Linked DNA regions of Homo sapiens: regions 1, 2, 3, 4, 5 and 7 are each linked to region 6. Evidence: chromatin loops called from intact Hi-C (ENCODE). Cell type or tissue: heart right ventricle. All regions are shown on one strand. Region 1 overlaps DDX19B (DEAD-box helicase 19B). Region 2 overlaps SF3B3 (splicing factor 3b subunit 3). Region 3 overlaps LOC400541 (a long non-coding RNA gene). Region 4 holds the start of SNORD111B (small nucleolar RNA, C/D box 111B). Region 5 overlaps SF3B3 (splicing factor 3b subunit 3). Region 6 overlaps IL34 (interleukin 34). Region 7 overlaps DDX19A (DEAD-box helicase 19A).

The links. Peaks named below come from ENCODE experiments on the same cell type or tissue, not always from the same donor. Only the 100,000 strongest peaks of a DNase experiment are listed, where the experiment ranks them.
Region 1: it touches region 6 in a loop (13-fold over the local background); 23 of 110 quality-filtered maps call a loop at or near these places.
Region 2: it touches region 6 in a loop (2.0-fold over the local background); 42 of 110 quality-filtered maps call a loop at or near these places.
Region 3: a loop joins it to region 6, with 5 times the contacts of the local background. A loop is called at or near these places in 11 of 110 quality-filtered maps.
Region 4: a loop joins it to region 6, with 8 times the contacts of the local background. A loop is called at or near these places in 84 of 110 quality-filtered maps.
Region 5: a loop joins it to region 6, with 8 times the contacts of the local background. A loop is called at or near these places in 42 of 110 quality-filtered maps.
Region 7: it touches region 6 in a loop (4-fold over the local background); 26 of 110 quality-filtered maps call a loop at or near these places.

Annotation. Positions count from the first base shown.
Region 1 is chr16:70,329,599-70,333,598 of GRCh38, reverse strand. It overlaps DDX19B (DEAD-box helicase 19B), which reads right to left. Exons shown (of 12, transcript NM_007242.7): 9 at 3,531-3,768; 10 at 1,715-1,877; 11 at 440-631; 12 at 1-78. The coding sequence ends at 17. The region is part of intron 3 of DDX19A-DT (DDX19A divergent transcript); the gene reads left to right. Among named protein-coding and RNA genes, the nearest start is that of DDX19A-DT, 15 kb to the left of the region's middle. RefSeq lists an enhancer at 1-1,019. In heart right ventricle, a CTCF peak has its summit at 1,853 (motif pointing left); no DNase peak of the experiment used is centred here.
Region 2 is chr16:70,562,961-70,566,960 of GRCh38, reverse strand. It overlaps SF3B3 (splicing factor 3b subunit 3), which reads right to left. Exons shown (of 26, transcript NM_012426.5): 18 at 2,911-3,085; 19 at 1,691-1,896; 20 at 1,437-1,593. Among named protein-coding and RNA genes, the nearest start is that of SNORD111, 27 kb to the right of the region's middle. In heart right ventricle, no CTCF peak of the experiment used is centred here; no DNase peak of the experiment used is centred here.
Region 3 is chr16:70,162,978-70,166,977 of GRCh38, reverse strand. The region is part of intron 1 of LOC400541 (a long non-coding RNA gene); the gene reads left to right. It also overlaps a transcript of PDPR not described here. Among named protein-coding and RNA genes, the nearest start is that of CLEC18C, 8.8 kb to the left of the region's middle. RefSeq lists an enhancer at 1-250. In heart right ventricle, a CTCF peak has its summit at 1,735 (motif pointing left); DNase peaks (open chromatin) are centred at 537, 1,007, 1,727, 2,677 and 2 weaker places.
Region 4 is chr16:70,527,484-70,531,483 of GRCh38, reverse strand. SF3B3 (splicing factor 3b subunit 3) reads right to left here. Exons shown (of 26, transcript NM_012426.5): 3 at 2,285-2,611; 4 at 567-739. SNORD111B (small nucleolar RNA, C/D box 111B) reads right to left here and starts at 1,985; the gene lies at 1,885-1,985. In heart right ventricle, a CTCF peak has its summit at 1,900 (motif pointing left); no DNase peak of the experiment used is centred here; H3K4me3 peaks cover 434 bases.
Region 5 is chr16:70,572,281-70,576,280 of GRCh38, reverse strand. It overlaps SF3B3 (splicing factor 3b subunit 3), which reads right to left. Exons shown (of 26, transcript NM_012426.5): 26 at 1-4,000. Among named protein-coding and RNA genes, the nearest start is that of SNORD111, 36 kb to the right of the region's middle. RefSeq lists an enhancer at 540-609. In heart right ventricle, no CTCF peak of the experiment used is centred here; DNase peaks (open chromatin) are centred at 2,340 and 3,873; H3K27ac peaks cover 3,436 bases.
Region 6 is chr16:70,652,356-70,656,355 of GRCh38, reverse strand. IL34 (interleukin 34) reads right to left here. Exons shown (of 6, transcript NM_001393494.1): 2 at 1,685-1,818. Among named protein-coding and RNA genes, the nearest start is that of IL34, 7.8 kb to the right of the region's middle. In heart right ventricle, CTCF peaks have their summits at 2,254 and 2,456 (motif pointing right); a DNase peak (open chromatin) is centred at 2,425; H3K4me3 peaks cover 581 bases; H3K27ac peaks cover 540 bases.
Region 7 is chr16:70,352,681-70,356,680 of GRCh38, reverse strand. It overlaps DDX19A (DEAD-box helicase 19A), which reads right to left. Exons shown (of 12, transcript NM_018332.5): 3 at 1,146-1,196; 4 at 434-569. Among named protein-coding and RNA genes, the nearest start is that of DDX19A, 7.8 kb to the right of the region's middle. In heart right ventricle, no CTCF peak of the experiment used is centred here; no DNase peak of the experiment used is centred here.

The DNA of each region.
Region 1 (4,000 bases), 320 kb after region 6:
TGGCTGGTGGAGCTTCTCAGTTGGCTATTTTCTCAATCTCGTCCAAATCATCTGTGTCCAATCTTTCTATCTTCTTATCTGGGGGAAAGATACACAGGTCTCTACCCTGCCCAGGAATGTGCCCCATCTTGGGCCACAGCAATCATTCATTCAGCCCCAAAGGCTCCGGGTGCCTAAGCAGGGGGCAGCAGGGCCCCTAGTCACTGACAGCAACAGTCAGAGCCCCACGCCCCGAAGCCCAGTCACAGGGGAGCTGTTCTTGGAGTCCCTGGGTCCTGAAGTCTCCAGGTGTGCTCCCTGAGAACTGCCATATGGTCAGAAAGGAGGGGAGTGTGCTAGGGACAGAGCCTCTCTTGGGGCTACAGAAGATCCTACCCCTTTCACCACCCCGCCCTACTTAGCAAAGGGCGCCAGGCACAGGACCCTCCCCGGGACTCACTAAAATGCTCCTGGATTCTGTTCAGGATGTTCATGCTGTGCTTGCTGTCCACCATGTTCACTGCCAGGCCCCTCTTGCCAAAGCGGCCCGTGCGCCCGATCCGGTGCAGGTAGGTCTCATTGTCAGGATTCCCGTCCTTGTCCACGGGAAGATCAAAGTTGATGACGACAGACACTTGTTCAACATCAATGCCTGCAGGAAGGAGAGTTGGAGGCTGAGAGGACTAAGGACAGGAGGCAAATCAGTCATGTGGTCCATCCATACAATGGAGCATGACTCAGCATTAAGGGAACACGGCACTAAGAGACGTGCATGACATTGAGTGCAGGAAGCCAGATCTGAAAGGCCGTGCAGTATGAGATTCAGATGATGCCCCAAAGCAAAGCTACAGGCATAGATACCAAACTAGCACGGGTCAGGGGGTGGGGTGCAGGGAGAGGTGATGAATGAGTCCCTGAGAGTTGGAGACAGAGAGAAGTAAGGACAGGAGACAAAAATCACTGTTGTCCACAGGTAAGTCAATGCATACCAACTTCGGGTAAAGGGAAAGAATTTGGGGGGCCGAGTGCGGTGGCTCATACCGGTAATCCCAGCACTTTGGGAGGCCGAGGCAGGCAGATCATCTGAGGTCAAGAGTTCAAGACTAGCCTGGCCAACACTGCAAAACCCTATCTGTACTGAAAATACAAAAATTAGCTGGGCTTGGTGGCAGGCGCCTGTAATCCCAGCTACTCGGGAGGCTGAGGCGGGAGAATCACTTAAACCTGAGAGGCGGAGGTTACAGTGAGCTGAGATTGTGCCACTGCACTCCAGCCTGGGCCATTGAGCAAGACTCTGTCTCAAAAAAATAAATAAATACATTTGGGACAGGCCAACTCTGGGAATTGGGTACAAGAGAGGGCACATACAGGCATACAGCAGAACCTGGAGGAAAAGAACAAAACTTTGGCAGGTGCCAACAAAATTATGAAATCAGTCAGTAAGCCTCTGGGAGACACAATGTTCTGGAGATGGGCATCCCTGGAAGAGCAGGCTCTGTTCTCTACCAGTCAGATGCCTGTACATTTCCTTCCACCAAGTCAGGACTCCTGGCTTCTGTGGGAGTTCTTATCACCTGAGGGAAATCCAAACAGTCTCTCCTAGAAAGGAATAGTGTCACCAACCCCACCCATCTCCCTGAGACCATCCGACTTCCCTGTGTACAAGGATTTCTGGCTCTAACTGGGCCTGGGACCCCAAGCCTGGCAGACCAGGTGGGACACGTCCTCTGCTCACCGCGGGCACACACGTTGGTGGTCACCAAAACCTTCTCTTTGCCCTCTCGGAAGCGCTCAATCACTGCAGCCCTCTGTTCCACCATCATCTCCCCACTCAGCAGAGCCACCTGGTGGCCTTCTTTTGAGAGCTCTGCTGCCAGCCAACTAGCTGTTTTGCGAGTCTGTAGTGAAAAGAATTGTTTTTTATGAAGAGACCTGTTAAAAACAAAAGGAAGACAACTGCTAAAAAGTGGCTTGCCACGATTAAAATACATGAAGGCCCTGCTAAATCCAGTTAGGAGGTTAGGCTTAAAATTTCTCAATGAAGCATGGTAGTACACACCTGTAGTCCAAGCTACACACTTGAGCCCAAGTGTTCGAGGCTGGCCTGCACAACATGGCAAGAACCCATCTCAAAAAAAAATTTTTCTTTCAAATAGAATTTTAGTCATATGATTTTTTTCTTTTTAGATAAGTTATGTAACTGCTGTTACTTTTGTATCTAGGAAGAGTGTGGCTTTAGCCAAAGATCTTCATTCCTAAATAGTCTATGTTCTTGCCAGATATGGTGGCTCGTGCCTGTAGTCTTAGGCTTTGGGAGGCTGAGGCTGGAAGATTGCTTGAGGCCAGGAGTTTGAGACCAGCCTGGACAACATAGCAAGACCCCACCTCTACAAAAATAAAAATAAAAATTAGGCTGACATGCATGGGGCACATACCTGTAGCCCTAGTAACAAGAGCCAAGGCTGCAGTGAGCTATGACCATGCCACTGTATTCTGGCCTGAATGATAGAGCAAGACCTTATCTCAAAAACAAACAAACAACATATATATTTTAAAATTTTATTTTAAATTTAAATTTTTTGAGACAGGATCTCATTCTCTTGCCCACTCTGGAGTGCACAGTCACAGCTCACTGCAGTCTCAACCTCCTGGGCTCAATCAATCCTCCCATCTGAGCCTCCCAAGCAGCTGGGACCACAGGCATGCACCACCACGCCTGGCTAATTTTTAAAATTTTTGTAGAGATGGGGTCTTGCTATGTTGTGCAAGCTGGTCTTGAACTCCTGGGCTCAAGAAGATCCCCCCACCTCAGCCTCTCAAAAGGCTGGGATTACAGGCGTGAGCCACTGTGCCCAGCCATATATATATTTTTAATGATGAGGTCTCACTATGTTGCCCATGCTGGTCTGAACTCCTGGGCTCAAGCGATCCTCCAACCTCAGCCTCTTGAGTAGCTGGGACTACAGGTACTTGCCCAGCTTATACTCTTTTTTTGTTGTTGGTTTTTTGTTTGTTTGTTTGTTTTTGTATTGAGACAGAGTTTCGCTCTTGTTACCCAGGCTGGAGTGCAATGGAGCAATCACAGCTCACTGCAACCTCCACCTCCCGGGTTCAAGCGATTCTCCTGCTTCAGCCTCCTGAGTAGCTGGGATTACAGGTGCACACCACCACGCACGGCTAATTTTTTGTATTTTTAGTAGAGATGGGGTTTCACCATGTTGGCCAGGCTGGTCTTGGTCTCCTGACCTCAGGTGATCCACCCGCCTTGGCCTCCCAAAGTGCAGGGATTACAGGCATGAGCCACCGTGCCAGCCGCCCAGCTTATATTCTTAAAAATCTAAAAATTATTTCATTGGCTGTTACTTGGGGTTTTCTCCAAGTAATCACTAAGAAGTGGAATCAAAGTCTCCCTCTTACGACTCACTAAAACCTTAGGAGAACAAACCACTTCGTTTCTTCCCATGGCACCCAGGGGCATCCAGTCCTCCTGAGCCCTGTGGGGAGCTGGCTGAGAGGGAAGGGCCAGGCCTGCCACTGCCACTGCTACTCACATGGCAGAAGATCATGGCTTGAGCAATGGTGATGGCCCCGTAGAGGTTACACAAGGCCTGGAACTTCTCGTCTCTGCTGCTGCACAGGACATAGTACTGCTTGATGGTGTCCAGGGTCTCTTCCTCACGCTTCAGTTTGATAACGTTTGGGTCTGGGACCACTTTCTGGGCAAACTTCCACACAGAGTCTTCAAAGGTGGCGGAGAAAAGCAGCATCTGGCAGTTCCTGGGCAGCATCCTGCAAGGGAAGGCCCTGGTAGGTGGCCCCAGGTGGCCCCGGGAAGCGACAGAAGCACAGCCTTCCCAGCTGGGAGGGTCTAGATGCCCAGGAAGGCTGATGGGAGAGGAGCGTCTTGGGGAGGAGGAGCAGCAGGCCTGGGATGGGGACAGGGGTTGGGGGAGAGTCCCTAGGTCTCCTTTCTCAACCCAGGCTGGGAGGGACTGTGGCCAGCGCTGACACGGAAGTGGCC
Region 2 (4,000 bases), 89 kb after region 6:
CTCCCACCTCAGACTCCCGAGTAGCTGGGACTACAGGCATGTGCCATCAAGCCTGACTAATTATCTGTATTTTTCGTAGAAACTGAGTTTCACCACATTGCCCAGGCTGGTCTCAAACTCTTGGGCTCAAGTGACCTGCTCGACTCAGACTCCCAAAATGCTGGGATTACAAGCGTGAGCCACTGCACCCAGCCTAGTGACATCTCAGTTGTAAAGGAGAGACAAATTTAATATGCAAAAGGGTCTATGAAGTATTTCTTAGAGGATACTCCCCTTATGGTAGGGTTGAAGGAATCCACATGCTGTCATTGTGGAGAAGAGAATATTCTTTTTATTTTAAAAATTATGGTAAAATAGTCATAACATAAAGTTTACCATCTTAATCCTTTTCTTTTTTTTGAGACAGAGTCTCGCTCTGTCACCCACGCTGGAGTGCAGTGGCGCAATCTCGGCTCACTGCAACCTCTGCCTCCTGGGTTCAAGTGATTCTCCTGCCTTAGCCTCTGGAATAGCTAGGGTTACAGGCGCCCACCACCATGCTTGGCTGATTTTTTATTTTTAATAGAGATGGGATTTCACCACGTTGACCAGACTGGTTTTGAACTCCTGAGCTCAGGTGACCCGCCCACCTCGGCCTTCCAAAGTGCTGGGATTACAGGCGTGAGACACCATGCCCAGCCAGTCATTTTTAAGTATACACTTCAGTGGCATTAAGCACATTTACTGTTGTGTAACTATCACCTCCAGAATTTTTTTCATCTTCCCAAACTGAAACTCTGTACCCATTAAACAGTAACTTCCCAGAGAATGCAGGTGGAAAAGAATATTAAATCTTTTTTTTTTTTTTGACAGTCTCACTCTTGTCACCCAGGCTAGAGTGCAATGGCGCAATCTCGGCTCACTGCAACCTCCGCCTCCCGGGTTCAAGCGATTCTCCTGTCTTAGCCTCCCGAGCAGCTGGGATTACAGGTGCGTGCCGCCATGCCTGGCTGATTTTTGTATTTTTAGTAGAGACAGGCTTTCACCATGTTGGCCGGGCTGGTCTCGAACTCCTGACCTCAGGTGATCTGCCTGCCTCGGCCTCCCAAAGTGCTGGGATTACAGGCATGAGCCACTGCGCCCAGCCAGAATATTAATTATTTAAACTGCTGAATTTTGGTCACAAATTGTTGCCTGCTTATTAAAACAGTAAGAAAGAGACCAATTGAATGTGCATCTATCTCCCCATTATGGATGGTTAGCACAAAGCCTTCCTGTGGAATGCACAGGCACAAGAACATCACTGCAGCTAGAAGGCCCCAGCATTTTCCATGTGCTGGTAAGAGAGAGATTGGAATCAAGGAGCTGGTCCCCAAAAGACCTGATCCATAACATAAGCAAAAGTGAGAGAATTCAATGGGACTTAAAATCTAGGAGAACCACTGGCAGATTCCTACCTTGTGCAAAAACTCCAGTTTTTCCCCATTGTTCACAAGCTTGTAAGTATAGACGAAGCCCCCTGCCACAGATCGGGGGTTTAGTATCAGGTCCTTGGCCACACCCACCAGCACATACCAGTCTTCACCAGTGTTGGAAAACCTGCACACAGCCACACTACACACAGAATAAGAAGCAAGAGTAAGGCCTTAGTCAAAACTCAGAGAGCTCCTGTTCCAGCCTGCCAAACCCTGGACTGTCCTGGGCTGCTTACCTAAAAGCTGCCTCATTCTGTTCCAGCTGGACAAGGTCCAGTGTGTTCCCTTGAATGGGATTCATCACTCGGATCACAGAGGCCCACTGCCCATTGCCAGCCTTGGGAGCTCCAAAGATGGATTCAGGGAGGTTTTCATTGAGGAATGCTGCTGCCATCTCTGCGGCCAGCTCCCGCTCATCCTCCCCTGCTGCTTCCACCATTTCCTAAACCCAAAAAAACGAGTAACTGAGTTGGCGTGCTCAGAGGTAGGGGCTGGCTGAGAAGAGGATAGGTAGCAAGAACACTCCAGGGGGTTCTCAATACATAAAGCAGCAAAGTCAGCCATCCCAGCCAGGATTTCCCGACATGACTATTAAAGGGAGAGGTGTACAGACTAGGGAAGACAGAAGATCAGAAAGGGAAATCCAGACATTGCTGGTTACATATTAGTAGAAAACACCAAAAATAACAATAGCTGTGACAAATATTGGACTAGTGGCTTGAGAAAAATGACAACGGAAACTCCACTTTTCTATCCAACCCATCTGATTTCCCTTACTAAAACTACTCTGTCTCCACTCTTTAAGGATGGATACAGTTCTACGTGGTTGTAGCTATTTGGTTTCTGCTAGGCAATGAGTTCTAGAAAGAGCTGGTGTTGTGGAGAACATGAAAGCTGTCTCTTTTGGGCCCAAATAAAGGAAATACAGTCTATTTTGGAAGCTCAAGGACGGGAGAATTCTGTTTCAGAGAGGGAACTTAATTGTGAATAAATGGAGGTCAGAGTATAGTCCTGGGTTACAAGAAAGGCTCTAAAATGAAGTACTTTGGGGCAAAGGCCTCTGCTTAAAAAAGCTGAAAAAAGCCTAGATCTTTAAAAACAAAGAATATACTAACAATTACAGGAGTTTAAACTTTTGATAGAGTCTCGTGTCCAGAGTGCCACTGGTATGCAGTGGCATGATCATGGCTCACTGCAGTCTTGAACTCCTGGGCTCAAGTGATCCTCCTGCCTCAGCCTCCCAAGTAGCTGGGACTACAGGAGTGCACCAACACACCAGGCTATCTTTTAAAATTTTTAATAGAGGTGCAGTTTTGCTATGTTGCCCAGGCTGGTCTCGAACTAGTGGCCTCAAGCAATCCTCCCACCTCAGCCTCCCAAAGTGCCGGGCAGTTTAAACTTTTCAACATAATTTCACACATCTTTTAATAGAACCCCTGAACGTTAGTCTCATTACCTCTGCCATCTGCTGCTTTCTCTGAGCTTTCGTGGCCTCAGTGTAGGCATTGTGGTCCGTTTCAATGATAATAAGGTTGTTACTCTCAGGGTGGATGACAAATTTCCTGGGTGTGTACTGCAGTGGGAAGGCTACTTGATTGAAGACAGCACCGAGCTTCTCTAATGCCAAAATCCTATGACAAAAAAGCAAGGCAGTTATTTAATACTCACTCGGACCCAGAAACTGGTGTTGAAATAGACTTTGAGCAGTCAGCAAACACGTCAATCCCTGGAGCTCTAACGTTGGCATTAGGCAACATTAAACAACAGCCTCCTACTCTAGAAAACTCTGCGATGCAGACACAGAGATCCAGGAAGGGCCTTCCCATTTGGCAACACCCTACCACAATTCACAGCAGTTCTAGTTCCTACCAATGAAACACAAACGATTGTCAAAAGTTTTTTTTTAATCACTCCAATGATAATAAAGAGCCCAATCCCAAATTTGTTGTGAAACACTGCAATTACCTAAACATATATGGTATTTGTAGTGACTGTGCTTCATAAAATAAAGTGGATACCTTTGTGAACAAAAATCACCTCAGTTCAGGAAAACTATGACAATGCAAGAGACAGCAAATAAGGGACCTACAAATTTCTGTCAAATGGGACAGAGATGTACACATAAGCCAAACTATGTGCAAAATGAGCAGAACCCAGGTACTCTGAAAAGTATAGTTACCCGATCTCTAATGATGGAGTTTTATTTGTAGTTTATTCTCTACATTAAAAAAGATAGGGGCTGCGTGTGGTGGCTCACGCCTGTAATCTCAGCACTTTGGGAGGCCAAAGCAGGCAGATCACCTAAGGCTAGGAGTTCAAGACAAGCCTGGGTAACATGGTGAAACACCAACTCTGTTGAAAATACCAAAAAAAAAGCCATGTATGGTGGCGCACGCCTGTAGTCCCAGCTACTTGGGAGGCTGAGGTGGGAGAATCTCTTGAGCCCAGGAGCTCAAGACCAGCCTGGGCACCAAGGTGAAATCCTGTCTCTATAAAATAGAACACAAAAATTAGCCAGGCATGATGGCATGCGCCTACAGTCCCAC
Region 3 (4,000 bases), 490 kb after region 6:
AAGTTGGTACCTTGTGGAACTAGGCTGGGGAGGTCTGGATGCCAGATGTTCTTCTGAGGTTGCTGTTCTTATAATTGCTGTATTCAAATATATCACCCAGTTGAGATGAAATGCCTAGAGCACAGCTGCGGAGTGGGACCAGCTGGGCTGAGGAGGGAATGAAGTACAAACATCCAGCGATGTTCAGGGCCCTGAAGCAGCTGGGAAGCGCAGGCGTTCAAATCACCAGAGGCATGGCTATATCAGCTCACATATCATGCACACAGATGCATGTCCTAGGCGTGGAAACAAAGCTCCCCAGACCATGGTTAACTCACCGCATGCACCTGGAGTTCCATCTGCACCAAGGCGCCAGTGGTTACTTTTAGAAATAAACAAGTCACAATGAACACAGTTAAAAGATGTCAGCACTAGTGGCACTTGGGGACTCCAGCCCAGCTCCTGTCACAAGCAACTGGCCACCAGGTCCGGACCCACATCCTTTGCTCTTGGCCTACTGAGGTCATTCAGTTTTGCTCATCTCCCACAACCTGGAAACCCAAGGGGGCAGGCTGTGCAGCTCATCCTGGAAGAATAATAGAAGAGCAGCTGTCGTGCATGGAAAGATCGTGCAATGGGTCAAGTATTTAATTAATTATTTTTTGAGACAGGGCCTTGATCTGTCACCCAGGCTGGAGTGCAGTGGCGCGATCAGGGCTCATTGCAGTCTTGAACTTCTGGGCTGAAGCGATCCTTTCACCTCAGCCTCCCGGGTAACTGGAACTATAGGCACGTACCACTCTACCTGGCTAATTTTTTTATTTTTGGTAGAGACGGGGTCTCCCTAAGTTGCCCAGGCTTGTCTTGAACTCCTGGGCTCAAGCGATCCTCCTGCCTCAGCCTCCCAAAGTGCTGGGATTACAGGCGTGAGCCACTGCGCCCGACCTGTTAATTTATTTTTTGAGACAGGGCCTTGATCTGTCACCCAGGCTGGAGTGCGGTGGCATGATCACGGCTCATTGCAGTCTTGAACTTCTGGGCTGAAGCGATCCTTTCACCTCTGCCTCCCGGGTAGCTAGTACTACAGGCACACACCACTATACCTGGCTAATTTTTTTATTTTTGGTAGAGACGGGGTCTCCCTAAGTTGCCCAGGCTGGTCTTGAACTCCTGGGCTCAAGAGATCCTCCCACCTTGGCCTCCCAGTGTTGGGATTACAGGCGTGAACCACCATGCCAGTCTGGGTCGAGTATTTTATATTCATTAGTTGAGTTTCATAACAACCCTATAAAGTAGGCATCACTGTCCATTTTAAAACAAGTAAACAGAGGCCTAGGAAAAGTAACCACCCAAGGTCCTATACACCAAGGAAGAGGCAATGCTGGCATTCAGACCCAGGCCAGTAAACCCAAAGCCCCATGCCCTTGACCCACCACAACAATCTGGGATTCTGAGCTGCTTGAGTCAGGTGACACCCCAGATCTAAGCATCTGAAGGTCCCTAACTGTGGAGCCTTTCATGAGAACAAGCCACTGGAGGGTAAGCACACGTCGCTCTTCTCAGGGGAGGGTGTACTAAAGGAGCCTCATCTCACTCCCCCTGTGCCATGAAGGCCACACCAGGTGAGCACCCTTGGGAGGGAGACGCATAGCCTGACTGGGGTGCTAATGGGTCCCGGCACTGGGTTCTCCACATGAACAGTTGTGTGAATCCAGGAGGCTCAGATCACGTGCCACAGCGCCACCTACTGGCCTGCGAACAACAACATCGTCCTGTTGTAAAGTCGGCAAACAATCATTTAAAAATTTTCAGGCCGGGCGCGGTGGCTCACGCCTGTAATCCCAGCACTTTGGGAGGCTGAGGTGGGCAGATCATAAGGTCAGGAGATCGAGACCATGCTGGTCAACATGGTGAAACCCGGTATCTACTAAAAATACAAAAAATTAGCTGGGCGTGGTGGCGTGTGCCTGTAATCCCAGCTACTCGGGAGGCTGAGGTGGGAGAATCCCTTGAACCAGGGAGTCAGAGGTTGCAGTGAGCCGAGATCACGCCACTACACTCCAGCCTGGCGACAAAGCAAGACTCTATCTCAACAAGAAAAAAAAATCAAACATTTAAAATCCTTAAATCTTTTTTTCTTTTTGAGACAGAGTTTCGCTCTTGTTGCCCAGGCTGGAGTGCAATGGCGTGATCTCGGCTCACTGCAACCTCCACCTCCTGAGTTCAAGCGATTGTCCTGCCTCAGCCTCCCGCGAAGCTGGGATTATAGGCATGCGCTACCACGCCTAATTTTGTATTTTTAGTAGAGACAAGGTTTCTCCATGTTGGTCAGGCTGGTCTCGAATTCCCAACCTCAGGTGATCCGCCCGCCTCGGCATTCCAAAGTGCTGGGATTACAGGTGTGAGCCACCGCACCTGGCCTAAAATCCTTAAATCTTAAAAGACATTTTAAAGATTTTGCCCTCCACTTTTTGCCCATTCATTTAATCATCTGTTAAACACCAAACACCATGTGAGGTGTTGGAGTTTGGGAGAATTCGAGTCTTTCTCCGAGGGACTTACAGAAGGAGCAGGGCAGATAACCAAATAAAGACACATCAGAAACGGGTGTGTGAGGACCCCAAAGGGGCCATTCTCTTGGGGAAGGAAAGGCTCCACTGTGGGATGATGGTGGTCTTGGGCAGAGCTTTTGAAAGACAGGAGGGGCCAGGCACTGTGGCTCACACCTGTAATCCCAGCACTTTGGGAGGCTGAGGTGGGTTGATCACCTGAGGTCAGGAGTTCGAGACCAGCCTGACCAATGACCACCATAGTGAAACCTCGTCTCTACTAAAAATACAAAATTAGCCAGGCATGGTGGCGCATGCCTGTTATCCCAGCTACTCAGGAGGCTGAGGCAGAATTGCTTGAACCTGGGAGGCGGAGGTTGTGGTGAGCCGAGATCTCGCCACTGCACTCCAGCAGCCTAAGCAAGAAGAACAAAACTCCGTCTCAATCAATCAATCAAATGAAAGACAGGAGGTCTCTGTCAGGACAACTTGGGGGAGTGGGGGTCCATGTGATCCTCAATTTGCGACTTTCCACAAGCACAGGGGAGGGCTGCCAGGAGGCATTTTAGTGAGCAAATATGGGAGTGGGAGACCTCTCAGTGTGACTGGAAAGCAGGATTCGAGGTGAGATCCAGCTGTGGATGGCGAGCACGCACTCGGCTGCAGGACCCACATCACACGCAGCGCAGGCCGGAGCCCTGGGGCAGCGTGGCCTGCCACACCCTGGAGACCCTGGCTGGCCAGGCTAAGGACTGAGAGCTTTGTCTCACGACAAAGGGGAGTCCCTTGAGGGTTTCAAGGCAGTGAGTAAATTGACCTCCCCTGTTTTACAAAGACAACCCTGCAGAGGGAGGGGGGATGACATGAGAAGCAGGAAAATCAGTAAGAGATTGTTCTCGAAGTCAGGGCTGACAACCCTCTCTGCCACAGCAGCAGTGGTGGGGACAGTGAGGTCCGAACAGAGGAGAGGCACTGAGGAGACAGCCCTGTGAGGCTGGGTAATGAGCGGGAGGTGTAGGGAGAGGCGAGTGGGGAGACCAGGTGAGTCCCAGGTTTCTGGCGTGGTTGACTATTCCTGGAACTGGAATAGAAGGGGCTGATTTAGAAGACAAGATGAAGAGATTGTTGTAAACATGTTAACCTATGAGATTCTCAAAAGTACAAATACTTAAAAAAAAAAAAACTACTCAAAAATTACTTTGGGCCAGGCACAGTGGCTCACGCCTGTAATCCCAGCACTTTGGGAGGCCAAGGTGGGTGGATCACTTGAGGTTGGGGGTTTGAGACCAGCCTGGCCAACCTGGCGAAACCCCGTCTCTACGAAAATACAAAAATTAGCTGGGCATGGTGGCGCGTGCCTGTAATCCCAGCTACTCTGGAGGCTAAGGCAGGAAATCACTTGAACCTGGGAGTGGAGGTTGCAGTAAGCCAAGATCACACCACTGTACTCCAGCCTGGGCAAAAGAGCAAGA
Region 4 (4,000 bases), 120 kb after region 6:
CCAACATAGTGAAACCCCATCTCTACTAAAAATACAAAAATTAGCTGGGCGTTGTGGCAGCACCTGTAGTCCCAGCTACTCAGGAGGCTGAGGCAGAGGTTGCAGCGAGCTGAGATTGTGCCACTGCACCCCAGCCTGGGCAACAGAGCAAGACTGTCTCAAAAAAAAGAAAAAAAGGTATGCACAAGGAAGAAAACGATCTTTTCGTTTTTTTTTGAGATGGAGTCTCACTCTGTCGCCCAGGCTGGAGTGCAGTGGCGAGATCTCGGCTCACTGCAAGCTCCACCTCCCGGGTTCACGCCATTCTCCTGCCTCAGCTTCCCGAGTAGCTGGACCACAGGCGCCCGCCACGATGCCCGGCTATTTTCTTTTTGTATTTTTAGTAGAGATGGGGTTTCACTGTGTTAGCCAGAATGGTCTCGATCTCCTGACCTCATGATCCGCCAGCCTTGCCTCCCAAAGTGCTGGGATTACAGGCGTGAGCCACCACGCCCGGCCGGAAAACAATCTTAAAAAAAAACACTGAGGTGACTGAAAGAAACGCAAAGAGACAGGGTCCCCATTACCTCATAATCCATTTCCAGACAAGCAAACATTGGATTTTCAAATCCGACATCTACTCCAACTACATGATACACTAAAGTGTTTGCTTTGTGGGCTTCCAGGGGAGATGAAATGGTAAGTCGGGCTGCAGCATCTCTGTTCAAAATATACACCAATTTCTGTTTCTCAATGGCACCTGTAGTTGAAGGAGATAAAACATACAAGATTCCCAGATAATGAGAAGAGAGACTTATAGAACAGCTAGAGTCACATCATGCTTTTCTTTTAATCATTATTAACAGCAGTAACTCTACAAGTATAAAAACTCAGGATTCTGTTTTCTATCATCAGAATAGCACTTTGGGAGGCTGAGGTGGGTGGATCACCTGAGGTCAGGAGTTCAAGACCAGCCTGACTAACACAGTAAAACCTTGTCTCTACTAAATACAAAAAATTAGCTAGGTGTGGTGGTGCATGCCTCTAATCCCAGCTACTTGGGAGGCTGGGGCAGGAGAATTGCTTGAACCTGAGACGCAAAGGTTGCAGTGAGCTGAGATCGCACCACTGCACTCCAGCCTGGGCAACAAGTGCGAAACTCTGCCTCATTTGAAAAAAAAAAAAAAAAAGAATAGACAATAGTGGAGCTGGGCACAGTGGCTCAAGTCTGTAATCCCAGCACTTTGGGAGGCCAAGACAGAAGGAAGGATTGCTTGAGCCCAGGAATTCAAGACCATCCTGGGCAGCATTGTGAGATCCCCATCTCTCTCTTATTTATTTATTTATTTATTTATTTATTTATTTATTTATTTATTTTTGAGATGCAGTCTCACTCTGTCGTCCGGGCTGGAGTGCAGTAGCGCTATCTCGGCTCACTGCAACCTTTGCCTCCCGGGTTCAAGCGATTCTCCTGCCCCAAGTAGCTGGGATTACAGGCACCCACCACCACACCCAGCTAATTTTTTGTATTTTTGGTAGAGACTGGGTTTCACCATGTTGGCCAGGCTGGTCTCAAACTCCTGACCTCAAGTGATCCTCCCACCTTGGCCTCCCAAAGTGCTGGGATTACAGGTGTGAGCCACCGCACCTGGCTGAGACCCCATCTCTTTTAAAGATAAATAGCCACCGTGCCCGGCTGAGACCCCCATCTCTTAAAAATAAATAAATAAATTTTTTTAAAGACAATGGCATCATTGTGGCCCCCTTCTTCCTAATACAGGTCTTAAATATCCCACTAACTAGTCAAAATTTTTTAATGAGTCCTACATTTAAGGATACTGAAAAACAGTAATTCATAAAATTATCATTAGCCTTATTCTCTGAAATAGATCTAACGATTTATGACTGCCCTCTAGAGGCCTGATCAGACACACAAAAATTTTCTTCAAGAATTTATCAGAGAAGAGACATGAATGTGAATCATCACTTCAGGCTGATGAAAGCAACGATATTCACTGTCTAATAACATAAGATCATTTCATTGTAGTCTTTTTGCCAAAGAAAAAGAAATTGAAAAACACCCATTTCCAACTAGATGGGAAGTAGAAAGGTGTGTTAAGATTTTTCCCATTGTTTTAAAAGAAAATGCAACTCTTTTAAAAAGGAAATGCAACTTTAAACCTAGAGTAAATCCAAACATGATGCCAAACCCACATAAGTAATTAATTGGCACTGGCACACCACCAAGAGCACAGCATTGTTATCCTAAACTAGGCATATACAGCAAGTAGAGTAAATCACTTACTAATCATAACGGCTCGCCCTTTGGGATCCACAGCTAAGAACTGGCCAGGAACGATGCGACGGCATCCACTCTTGCCAAAGGTTTCTTGGTGAATCTTCTCAAACATATTCTTAGATGGCTGGTATTCCAAAATAACAATTCGACCAGAGTCACTGCCAACTACAATGTAGTCTTTGGTGCCACCTGTCAGCCTAAAGGCCATGAGTGACCGGATAACACCGAATACTTCCACAGTGAGTAGGGTATGTACTTTGCCAGTGTTGGGGTCTGGGCGAAGCAGCTCCAAGATCTTCCCACGGGAAACAACAATTTCTTGTTGTTTGGTTCCTAGATCACCAAAAAATAAAGATCATAAACAACCAGAACCCAGCCTGGCCACCATGGTGAAACCCCGTCTCTACTAAAAATACAAAAATTAGCCAGGCGTGGTGGCACATGCCTGTAATCCCAGCTACTCGGGAGGCTAAGGCAGGAGAATCGCTTGAACCCAGGAGGTAGAGGTTGCTGTGAGCCAAGACTGTGCCACTGCACTCCGGCCTGGGCAACAGAGCAAAACTCCGTCTCAAAAAAAAATTAGTCAGGTGTGATGGCCTGTGCCTCTAGTCCCAGCTACGTGGGAGGACAGTTTGAACCCAGGAGTTCAGAGAATGTAGTGGGTTATAATCCTGCCATTGCACTCCATCCTGGGAAACGCAGCAAGATATCGTCTCTAAAAAAAAAAAAAAAAAAAAAAAAGGCCACGCACAGTGGCTCACACCTGTTATCCCAGCACTTTGGGAGGCTGAGGCAGGCAGATCACTTGAGGTCAGGAGTTTGAAACCAGCCTGGCCAACATGGTGGGATCCCATCTCTACTAAAAATACAAAAATTAGCCAGGTGTGGTGGCACGTGCCTATAATCCCAGCTACTCCAGAGGCTGACACAGGAGAATCGCTTGAACCTGGGAGACGGAGTTTGCAGTGAGCCGAGGTCGCACTACTGTACTCCAGCCTGGGCAACACAGCAAGACTACGTCTCAAAAAAAAAAAAAAAAAAAAGAAAACTTCTCCATCATTTTAGATAAAAAGGAAGACTGAATTGGAAAAGGAATTTGAAAGATAAAATTAGTATTAAAAATGTGCTTTCAGCAGGGCACAGTAGCTCATGCCTGTAATCCCAGCACTTTGGGAGGCTAAGGTGGGTGGATCACGAGGTCAGGAATTCGAGATCAGCCTGGCCAATATGGTGAAACCTCATCTCTACTAAAAATATGAAAAATTAGCCGGGCATGGTGGTGCACGCATGTAATCCCAGCTACTCAGGAGGCTGAGGCAGGAGAATCGCTTGAACCCAGGAGGCGGAGGTGGCAGTGAGCCAAGATCACACCACTGCGCTCCAGCCTGGGTGACAGAGCAGGACTCTGTTTCAAGGAAAAAACAAAAACAAAAACAAAACAAACAAAAAACAAAAACAAAACAAACAAAAAACAAAAACGTGCTTTCAAAAATTCTATCCAAACTCCAGCTGAGATTCATTGCATTACATAGTGAAGTCAGTCACAAATCTCCAAATTCCCATATACGTATTTCCTTAATCAAATGCAGCAAAGAATAACTAAATTACCCAAATGAAGACTCAAACCCGCAGGAAGAGCCATAATGAGGATCAGAGAAAATAACAACATGAAATATGAATGCTGTGTGGTCAGTTAGGCTGCCTCTCAGTACCACATTAAGT
Region 5 (4,000 bases), 80 kb after region 6:
CAGCTATTCCAGATGGGCTGGCCCAGCTCCTTTTCCAAATCTGAAACTTCCAAACCTGGTTTTCTTTGATATTTTTTTTCTTCATTTTGAACAAGCAGCAATGTTCATTGTCCATCACAGCTACTGATCATAACACTGGACTGTGAAGCAGACACATGCCCAGACATCACCAGCAGACTCTTTTTTTAAAAAAAAAAAAACAGGGCTTCACGCCCGGCTTTTTGAATTTTTTGTAGAGATGGGGTCTGTTTCCTAGGCTGGTCTTAAACTTCTGGGCTCAAGCAATCTGCCTGCCTCTGGCCGCCCAAAGTGCTGGGATTACCAGGCATGAACCACCGTGTGAATAATTGGGAGCAGACCCCAGGAATCTGTTCTGACAAATGAAGAGGGTTCTAATATCCCACTAGGATTATGAGCCACAACTACAGGTTTCCTACCATTTCCTGACCTAAAACCCCTGCTGCCCACTCCCCACCTCTTCATTTTTCAGACTTGGGACCTTCTGATTTTTCCTGAAGTCCCAAGGTTGTGGCTGAGGAAATCAGATGCAGGCTGCAGGCTCTTCTGAAACTGGTGGCAGGCCCTCTGGCAGACTCACCTCACCACCAACCTCACAGCGACAGAGACTGCCTGGTTATAAACTCTCCTCCAACCTCTGGGTGCAGAACAGAGCTGGGAGGTGGTGGTTCATGGTAGGTGCCCAGTAAACGTTTGTGGAAGAAATGAGCGTAGCAGCCTCTTCTAGTGGGTCAGCATGTCTCCTGATGGCTTAAACAGCTCCTGGCCAAGTGCAGTGGCTCACGCCTGTAATCCCAGCGCTTTGGGAGACCAAGGTGGGTGGATCACCTGAGGTCACGAGTTCGAAACCAGCCTGGCCAACATGGTGAAACCCCATCTCTACTAAAAATACAAAAATTAGCCAGGCATGGTGGTGCATGCCTGTAGTCCCAGCTACTTGGGAGGCTGAGGCAGGAGAATTGCTTGAACCCAGGAGGCGGAGGCTGTGGTGAGCCGAGATTGTGCCTCTGTACTCTAGCCTGGGCAACAGAGTAAGACTTCATCTCAAAAAAAAAAAAAAAAAAAAGAAAAAAAAGAAAAAGAAAAAGAAAAAAAAGAGAAACAACTCTTGGTTGTGCTGGTTCAGACTGGTGTGTAGCCTACACCTGCCCATTTCAGTTCACCTGAACTTCACAGGGTGTGTTGGGCTACCAGATCACTCAAATGTCAATCAACCATGGCCAAGCAGGTGTTTTAAGAGTCCCTATCTTGTCCTCGAGAGCCATCTATTCCTTTCCTCCGTTGTGACGTTTTTTGGACCAGGTTTGATTTCAGCAGCAGAGATGTTTCTTCTGAGCTCTACATATAGCCCTTGAAAATTAATTTTAAGGGTGTAATAAAATATTCACATACAATATTCCATATGCAAATGAGCAAGTGGATGACTCAAACACATGTCATTTTTACTTTGAATAGAAAACAGAATTTAGAGGCTGGGCATGGTGGCTCACGCCTGTAATCACAGCACTTTGGTAGGCTGAGCTAGGTGGACCACTTTAGGCCAGGAGTTCGAGACCACCCTGTCCAACATGGTAAAACCTTCTCTACTAAAAATACAAAAATTAGCTGGACGTGATGGCACATGCCTGTAGTTCCAGCTATTTGGGAAGCTAAGGAGGATCGCTTGAGCTCAGGAGATAGAGGTTGCAGTGGGCTGAGATCGCACCACAGCCCTCTAGCCTGGTCAAGAGAGAGAGATTCCATCTCTAATAAACAAACAAACAAAAAAACAAGAATTTATGACCAGGCGCAATGGCTCACACCTATAATCCCAGTGCTTTGGGAGGCCAAGGCAGGAAGATTTTTTGAGGTCAGGAGTTCGAGGCCAGCCTGGGCAACACAGGGAGACCCTGTCTCTACAAAAGTTTAAAAATTAGCTGAGTATGGTGGCACACATCTGTAGTCTCCCCTACTCTGGAGGCTGAGGTGGATTGCTCGAGCCCAGGAGTTCAAGCCTCAGTGAGCTATGATCACTCCACTGCACTCCCAGCTAGGCAAGAGAGAGAGACTGTCTCTAATAAAATTTTTTTTAAAAAATTAAAAAATAAAACAGAACTTAGGAATTAAAAAAAATTTGAAAGCCAGACTGATCCCATCTGAATGCCTTTCTGGCTTTCCTCTAACAAGCTCAAGAAAGGCAGCAGCGTGGGAACAGCACACATTCTGGGGACCAGCACTCTCCCTGTGAGACGAGCCTTTTCCAGCGCCGGCAGCTGTCTCACTAGCAATACATTTACACTAACCAAGAAAAGCAACATTCCAACTAGAACCCCCCTCCTCCAAAGGAATGCTATTCTTGGCAAGAGATCTTCCAAAGGAAACATCTGCAGAACCTCTGCCAGTAAGGTCAGGGGAAAGCTGAGGCAGCTAAAAACTTTTCAGTCCTAGGATCCAAGTCACAAGGGCTTAGCAATGGAACAGGATGGAAGCAAACCCAAGGGCAGATCCCTCTGTCTGAGTTCTGCAGCAGCCTCTGATGGGTTTTGCCAAAGCTGGAGAGAGGTCTCTATTTACCTGGTTGCTCAATCAAACCACAGGAGTCAATCAGGTCCCCTTAACAATTACACAGATGGGACTTGTCATTGAGTCACATCCAATCTAATTTTAAACTTTTGTAGGTCCTGCAGCAACAACTATGAAAATTCCTTTCCACATATTCAAGCCCAAATCCTTGTCCTAGCCCTTCCTCTTAACAGAGAACAAGCAAGCTGATGGGCAGACTTCCAGAGGAAGCTCGGTGGTGACAACTCCTGATTCCATAGATTAGGTTTTCCTTTCTTACATAACCCCCTACCTTCTGTACGGAGTGTATGTATTTTAGTCAAACTTGAGTTAGAAAAGAGGCGAGGAGCTGCTCAAGTATCTACGCTGAGTTCCTCAGATGACTGCATGTCAGTATCACACAATTTGATAGAATGGATTTAGGGCCACAGGAAAAAATGAGCCCTGAAATTAGGTTTTCAAAATCTAATTCAGAACTACTGTCTACTATGCAAATTCATGAGCTAAGTGAGAAAAAAACATGTTATTTAGGGATTCGATTCCTGGCAAAACCTGGGTCTCTCTTGACTGATCTAAAACCAAGTCATGATTCAAGAGATACTTAGTTCCAGGAGACAGTGTCACAGTGTCAGGAACCCTCTGTTCTGGGCTCTGAGAGGTTCAGATTGTATTCCACCATTCCTGATTCTAACCCAGTGCTCACCAGATCATTTGCTCAATTTAGATGGCTGAGCACATGCAGACGAAAGAAAGTTTTACATTTGTGAAGTATTGAGAACAGTGAGCTCACTTCTCCAGGTTCAAGGCGCAAGGACAGCCTGGAAGACGAGGGCTTCCCACACAACTAAACAGGAGGAATTCTCAGGGGTGGGCTGGAACATTTCTGGAACTGGGCCTCTTCCACCTAACAGGCTCTCATTATACCCTAAAGGCCCTCTGGAACCCACCTGAGATGGGTGCTGCAGACAGGCCCCACATATACACAGTTCTCAGGGGCAGGGCAGTATCTAGGTTCTTCTGTACTGACCCTTCCTATGGTCCTATGGAGCCAAAGATCGCTTTAGGTGCTGTATCAGTAAAAGGGGCATCTGTTAAGACTCCCCAGCTAGAATTCATGCTAAAATCCCCATACTAACATCCTCAGAGTAGAAGAGGAGGAAGAATCAGCCACCCTTCCTCAATACCCAGTGGGAAGAGGGGTGGGTATACACATGGTTATTGAGGTCATGTTTCATCAGCACAGCAAAAAGAACCAGGAAAAAACAAAGAAACCACCACAGACCTGGGGGTGGGGAGCCACAGAGTGCCGCAAGTCCAAGTCGGTATCTGGAAGGAAGGAGTCTACTCAGTTCTTCCTGCTCTAACTTGGGTTCAAACCTCCCACCTACATCCTCATCTCCAGAACAAGACACATGGATGCCAGTCACCTTAAAAACTAGGT
Region 6 (4,000 bases):
GTAGAGATGGGGTTTCTTCTTGTTGCCCAGGCTGGTCTTGAATCCCGGGCTCAAGCCCCTCAAAGTGCTGGGGTTATAGGTATGAGCCACCATGCCCGGCCTCCAGATGAATTTTGATGTAGGAGGAGAGAACTCAGGGCCCAGACCTTTGACGGCAGAGGTGGTCCTGTGCAGAGAGGTGTGCCTGGCTCCCAGCTGGGATAAAAACACTTCACTTTCCTCTGGGACTCAGGGTGGGTGAAACAAAATACACAGTTCCTGTTAAGGCAGAAATTTCAGGCTCAAGAGTGAGGACACGTTACTTCAAGAAAAACATGTTATTTTGTGGGTGAGAATGTTCTAAAACCTATGATGGTGATGGTTGCACAACTCTGTGAACTAAAAACTCTTTGAGTTGTGCACTTTAAATGAGTAAATTATGTCTTTTATATATAAATATGTAAATTATATCTCAGTAAAGCTGTTAAAATAAAAAAGACACAAGCCAGGTGCAGTGGCTCACGCCTGTAATCCCAGCACCTTGGGAGGCTGAGGAGAGACAGTCACTTGAGCACAGGAGTTTAAGTTTACACTGAGCTATGATCCCGCCACTACACTTCAGCCTGGACAACAGAGTGACACCCTGTCTCTAAAAATTAAATTAATTAATTTAAAAAGATACATTGGTCAGGCATGGTGGCTCACACCTATAATCCCAGCACTTTGGGAGGCCAAGGTGGGCATATTGCTTGAGCCCAGGAGTTCAAGACCACCCTGGGCAACATGGTGAACCCCTGTCTCTACTCAAAAAAAAAGTTTTAATTAGCTGGGCATGGTGGTGCATGCCTGTAGTCCCAGCTACTTGGGAGGCTGAGGTGGGAGGATCATTTGAGCCTTGGAGGTGGAGGTTGCAGTGAGCTGAAATTATCCACTGCACTCCAGCCTGGGCAACAGAGCAAGACCCTGTCTCAAAAGAAAAGAAAAGGATTTTTAGGAAAAGTTAAAAAATTAAAAAGAAAAAAAAAGGGCCGGGCGCAGTGGCTCACGCCTGTAATCCCAGCACTTTGGGAGGCTGAGGCAGGCGGATCACGAGGTCAAGAGATGGAGACCATCCTGACTAACATGGTGAAACCCCGTCTCTACTAAAATTGCAAAAATTAGCTGGGCATGGTGGCGCGCACCTGTAGTCCCAGCTACTCGGGAGGCTGAGGCAGGAGAATCACTGGAACCGGGGAGGTGGAGGTTGCAGTGAGCCAAGATTGAGCCACTGCACTCCAGCCTGGTGACAGACCAAGACTCCGTCTCAAAAAAAAAAAAAGATACATAGAGCCACACAGACATCTCCACTCTGCAAAAAGAACCAAATATTCCGATTTCTAGGTCTTTAGCTCCCTGGCTAATAAGTGCCTGGGGTTTGTCAAAGAGCTCCAGGTGTCCATTCCTGAGTCATATGGTGACTGCCATCATGGAGGTGGGATTAAAGTGAGATCGAGGAGGAGGGGTGGAGGCCCCAGGAGATGGCAGGAGGAGGGTCAGTAAGTGCAGACCAGGTGCATGGGTAGGTTTCGGAGAAAGGCAGAGAAACAGGCCATGGTCGGCTCAGGGCTGACACAGGTCCTAAGAAGGGCTCTGAATGTCCAGAGGCCTATGCCAGGTGAACCCCGGGACGCGGGGACAGGGACACAGCTGGTGCCCACGTGGTTACCATGTACTGAAGTCGGCTCCTGTACTGCAGCTTGTCCCGCAGAAAACCCGTGACAGTGCACTCCTCATTCTGCGTCAAGGGCCACATCTCCAAAGGCTCATTCCCCAAGGCCACGCCAAGGAAGATCCCAAGATCTGTGGACCACACCCGACAAGAGCACATGAGCACCCTCCATCTCATCCACGCCGTCCACAACACGCAAAGCCGAGCACAACCATCATCCATTTGCATAGGAGACAAGCACCAATGGGAAAGGTGTGGTGGGGGGCACGGGATCTGGAATGCTTTCCCTGGGGTCTGGCTCCAGAACAGCAAGGTCAGGCAGGCACTAGCAGTGCAGAGAGTCCACACCCACCCCATGCCGGCCACTGGAGCCCCCCAGGAGGCACGCCTCAGGGTCGACGTCTGGTCTCCCCGCTTCTGTCGCTCCGTGGGGCAGGCACAACCTCCCGCCCAGAACAGCCTCTGCCCCTGGTGTCCGGGTGATATGTTTTCAAAGCTCGTTGCTGGGTTTTCCAGCCCGGCATTCAGGAGATCGAATCATCCTGGATTCTGGTTTCAACTTGATAAAATGACTCTTCAGTCACCCACGCCCCACACCACTTTCCTTCCTGCTCTATCTGATCTTAGTGTCCCTCCCAGCTAACTATGCCAGCGGGTCTGTAGCGCCTTCCAGTCTGGTCATTCTAGGACGTTAAGCAGATCTCATACTTGGCTGCCTCTCTTCCTGCAACAAACGAGCCGCTGAAACATTACCATCCTTTGCCACTGGGGGTCACTGTGACTCCAAAAACAGCCTATACGATTTCCATGTGACTGAACAGAAAAAAAGGAGAGAATTCGCAACAAATATGAATAAAGGTTAAGTCCATCAGAGCAGAAAGAATAAAACAGAAGTAGGCCAGCAACTACCCAAAATATCAGACTCACTAACTAGATAAATAAATTCACATTAAAACAATCAGATATAATTTTTCTTTTTCTTTTTTTTGGTCACCCTGGCTGGAGTGCAGTAGTGGGATCATGGCTCATTGCATCCTAGAACTCCCAGACTCAAGCGATCCTTCTGCCTCAGCCTCCAGAGTAGCTAGGACTACAGTTGCATGCTACTACGCCTGCTAATTTTTGTATTTTTTGTAGAGACCTGGTATCGCCATGTTGGCCAGACTTGCCTCGAACTCCTGAGCTCAAGCAATTCTCCTGCCTCAGCCTCCCAAAGTGCTGGGATTATAGGTGTGAGCCACTGTGCCTGGCCCATTTTATTCAAATGAAAAAGTTTTTGTGTTTGTGGTTTTGGGTTGTTGGGGCTTTTTTTTTTTTTTTTTGAGACAGGGTTTTGCTATGTTGCCCAGGCTTGTCTGAAACTCCTAGTGTCAAGCGGTCCTTCCATCGTGGCCTCCTGAGTAGCTGGGATGAGAGGCATGTGCCACTACACCCAGCTTCCCAGCTTTTTCTTTTTTAGACAGAATCTTTCTCTGTCACCCAGGCTAGAGTACAGTGGCACAATCTCAGCTCACCGTAACCTCCACCTCCCAGGCTCAAGCAATTCTCGTGCCTCAGGCCTCAGCCTCCCAAGTAGCTGGGATTACAAGCAGGGGCTACTACACCCGGCCAATATTTTGTATTTTTAGTAGAGATGGGGTTTCACCATGTTGGCCAGGCTGTTCTCAAACTCCTGACCTCAAGTTGATCTCCCTGCCTCTGCCTCCCAAAGTGCTGGATTTACAGGCACGAGCCACCATGCCCGGTCATACACCCAGCTCATTTCGTTTTAACAATTACTACTTGATGTTGGCCAAGTAGTGAGACAAGTGCTGTCCTGGAAAGCAATTTAGCAATTTCTGTTATTAATCGATTTAGTAGTATCCGCACCCTTCAAACCACTAAGCCTTAAAAATGTCTATACTCTTTCACCCAGTAAATACACTTCTAGGAATAAATTGGAAGAAAAGCAAAAAAGATATAACCAATAAATTATGAACAAAGATGTACAGAGCAGCATTTATTTTATAACAGTGAAAATCTGGAAATGGCCTAGACGTTCCATAATAATGCATGTAGCCAATAAAAATCACATTGTCAAAGATGTGGCTGTGCTATGAGAACAATTAGATATGCTTAGTGAAGCTTAAAAACAGCATGACTCAACACTATCTGTGTTCATAGCATGACTACCAAATCTCTATGGGAGATTTTTTCATGTTTTTCTTTTCAAATAGGGTCTTGCTCTGTCGCCCAGGCAGACAGGTGCAGTGGCACCATCATTGTTCACTGCAATCTCAAACTCCTGGGTTCAAGCAATCCTCCTGCCTCAGC
Region 7 (4,000 bases), 300 kb after region 6:
ACTTCTTTTCAAAGAAAAAAAATAGCCAGGCACGGTGGCTCACGCCTGTAATCCCAGCACCTTGAGAGGCCGAGGCAGGCAGATCACCTGAGGTCAGGAGTTCAAGACCAGCCTGGCCAACATGGTGAAACCCCGTCTCTACTAAAAATACAAAAAATTAGCTTGACATGGTGGTGGGCGCCTGTAATCCCAGCTACTTGGGAGGCTGAGGCAGGAGAATCGCTTGAACCCGGGAGGCAGAGGCTGCAGTGAGCTGAGATCACGCCATTGCACTCCAGGCTGGGCAACAGGAGCGAAACTCTGTCTCGAAAAAAAAAAGGAAAAAATACACTAAATTTTTAAAAGTAAAATTCTCACAAGAATCTCTCAGATGCTAAGTTTTATGTGGGGAGAGACTGGCAACGAAGAGCTGTTGAAAGGAGCGAATACTCACAGCCGAAGCTCTTCAAACGACTTCACCGAGTACAGAGGGGAGTTTGGATCCCGTTGCAGGACTTCCACTTGGTTTGTGTTATCAACAAGGTTGCTTCTGATCAGCTTGTTGAGTAAGGACTGGGCAGCTCTGTCCTCTGTCAGGAAGAAACCAGTAGATCTTCATACTCATCTGGCAAACCCCAGGCTTATGAAGCCACTCTTTCTCCCTCTCCACACTAGCACCTGGGCAGTCAAGCACGGCTGGAGAAAAACCATCACACTGATAGGTCTCTATTTATTTATTTTAGAGATGGGGTCTTGCTGTCACCCAGGCTGGAGTGCAGTGGAGCAATCAGAGCTCACTGTAGTCTAGAATTCCTGGGCTCTGGCAATCGTCCCACCTCAGCCTCCCAAGTAGCTGGGAGTACAGGTGTGTGCTACCACACCCAGCTCATTTTGAAATCTTTTGTAGAGATGGGGTCTCAGTATGTTGCCCAGGCTGGTCTTGAACTCCTGGCCCAAAGGAATCCTCCCACCTCGGCCTCCCAAAGTGCTGGGATTACAGGTGTGAGCTACCGCTTTCGGACTTGTTTTGTTCTCCTCCTCTCACTGACTATTCCTTCTCTGATTCCTCTCATCTCCTGGATCTTGTAGCTTGGAGTGCCCCTGGCTCCAGGAAGGCAAGCCCTGGGTCATACCGTCTCTTGCCAAGGGCATCCAAAAGTAGTTACCTTTCTCCTCTTCATCTGTTTTCTCGGCAGTGGTACTGGTTTTGATAATACCTACACAAGAAAACAATTGTCATAATTAGAAAGGCAAATATGAGAACCACCAAAAATGTGGGACAATATAAATAAATACACTGAAATTTATTTTATTTTTTTATTTTTCAGACGGAGTTTTCCTCTTGTAGCCCAAGGCTGGAGTGCAATGGCGCAACCTTGGCTCACTGCAACCTCCACCTCCTGGGTTCAAGCAATTCTCCCGCCTCAGCCGCCTGAGTAGCTGGGATTAGGCACGCACCACCATGCCTGGCTAATTTATGTAATTTTAGTAGAGACGGGGTTTCACCACGTTGGCCAGGATGGTCTTGAACTCCTGACCTCGATCAAGTGATCCGCCCACCTTGGCCTCCCAAAGTGCTGGGATTACAGGCGTGAGCCACAGCGTCCAGCCTGAAAAGTTATTTTAAGTAATCAAAATATAAATAGTTGGCATTTCTTTATGTTTAGTGAATTTTTATTTCTAGAAATTTTTTTTTTTTTGAGACAGGGTCTCCCTCTGTTGCCCAGGCTAAGGTGCAGTGGTGCAATCATAGCTCACTACAACCTCAACCTCCTGAGCTGAAGTGATCCTCCCACCCCAGGCTCCCACTTAGCTGGGACTACAGGTGCATGCCACCACATCCTCCTGCCTTAACCTCCTGAGTAGCTAGCACTACAGGCATGCACCACTATTCCCAGCTAATTTAAAACAAAAATATTTTCGTAGAGATGGAGTCTTGCCATGTTGCCCAGCCTGTTCTCAAATTCCTGGCCTCAAGTAATCCTCCTGCCTTGGCCTCCCAAAGCACTAGGATTACTGGCATGAACTACTATACCTGGTGAAAAATTTTAAATTTCTAGAAATTTTGACTAATTTCAGACAGATCAGAATATGTTACCTCTTACTAGCCCTACTTTAAAATACAGCCTTATTAGCAAACATAGTCTACCATTTTTTACCTATCAGATTGGCAAATTCTAAAAGTTTGACTATTAATTCTGTGATGAGATTGTAGGGAAACACTCTCATTCTTGCTGATGGAAATATTAATTGGTGGCTGGGCACAGCGGCTCATGCCTGTAATTCCAGCACTTTGGGAGGCTGAGGCGGGTGGATCACCTGAGGTCGGGAGTTTGAGACCAGCCTGACCAACATGGAGAAAACCTGTCTCTACTAAAAAATACAAAATTAGCTGGGTGTGGTGGCGCATGCCTGTAATCCCAGCTATTCGGGAAGGCTGAGGCAGGAGAATCGCTTGAACCTGGGAGGCGGAGGTTGCAGTGAGCTGAGATTACGCCATTGCACTCCAGCCTGGGCAACAAGAGCAAAGCTCCGTCTCAAAAAAAGAAAAAAAAAAACCCCAGAAATATTAATTGGTATAATACCTAAGGAAAAGACTTTGAAAATACTGACAAAAATTGCAAATGTCAGCCTGGGCAACATAGCAAGACCTAGTCTCTACTAAAAATTTAAAAAATTAGCCTATAATCCCAGCTATTCAGGAGGCTGAGGCAGGAGAACAGCTTGAGCCCAGGAGTTTGAGCCACTGCACTGCAGCCTGGGTGACAGAGCAAGAGCCTGTGTTTTTTTTTTTTTTTTTTGAGACAGAGTCTCACTCTGTTGCCCAGGATGAAGTGCAGTGGCACGATCTCGGCTCACTGCAACCTTTGCCCCCCAGGTTCAAGTGATTCCTCTGCCTCAGCCTCCCGAGTAGCTGGGACTACAGGCATGCACCACCATGCCCGGGCAATTTTTGTATTTTTAGTAGAGACAGGGTTTCACCATATTGGCCAGGCTGGTCTCAAACTCCCGACCTCAGGTGATCCACCCGCCTCAGCCTCCCAAAGTGCTGGAATTACAAGCATGAGCCGCTGTGCCCGGCCACCAATTAATATTTCCATCAGCAAGAATGAGAGTGTTTCCCTACAATCTCATCACAGAATTAATAGTCAAACTTTTAGAATTTGCCAATCTGATAGGGCTGACCTCATGATCTGCCCGCCTCGGCCTCCCAAAGTGCTGGGATTACAGGCATGAGCCACTGTGTCCAACCTACAAGATCACGTCTTAAAAAAAATTTTAAAAAAAGGCCAGGCGTGGTGGCTCGTGCCTGTAATCCTAGCACTTTGCGAGGCCAAGCGAGCGGATTGCCTGAGCTCAGAAGTTCAAGAGCAGTCTGGGTAATACGGTGAAACCCTGTCTCTACTAAATACAAAAAATTAGCTGGGCATGCAAGGCAGGCACCTGTAATCCCAGCTACTCGGGATGCAGAGACAGAAGAATTGCTTGAACCTGGCAGGCAGAGGTGGCAGTGAGCCCCCACTGTACTCCAGCCTGGGCAACAGAGAATCCATCTCAAAGAAAAAAAAAAAGAAAGAAAGAAAAAATCGCAAATGCATATACCTTTGACCTAGCAAATCCATTTTTGGGGAATTTATCCTACAGACACTTGCATACATGTAAAAAGAGCTAAGTTCATGGTTATTTCATGAAGCATTATTTATAATAGCAAAAGAATGGGACCACCCAAACATCTATGATTGCTTTAAAAATCATGGTATATCAGCCAGATGCGGTGGCTCAAGCCTGTAATCCCAGCACTTTGGGAGGCTGAGGTGGGCGGATCACCTGAGGTCAGGAGTTCGAGACCAGCCTGACCAAGATGGAGAAACCCCATCTCTACTAAAAAAACACAAAATTAGCCAGGCGTGGTGGCACATGCCTATAATCCCAGCTACTTGGAAGGCTGAAGCAGGAGAATCGCTTGAACCCCGGAGGTGGAGGTTGCGGTGAGCCGAGATCACATCATTGCACTCCAGCC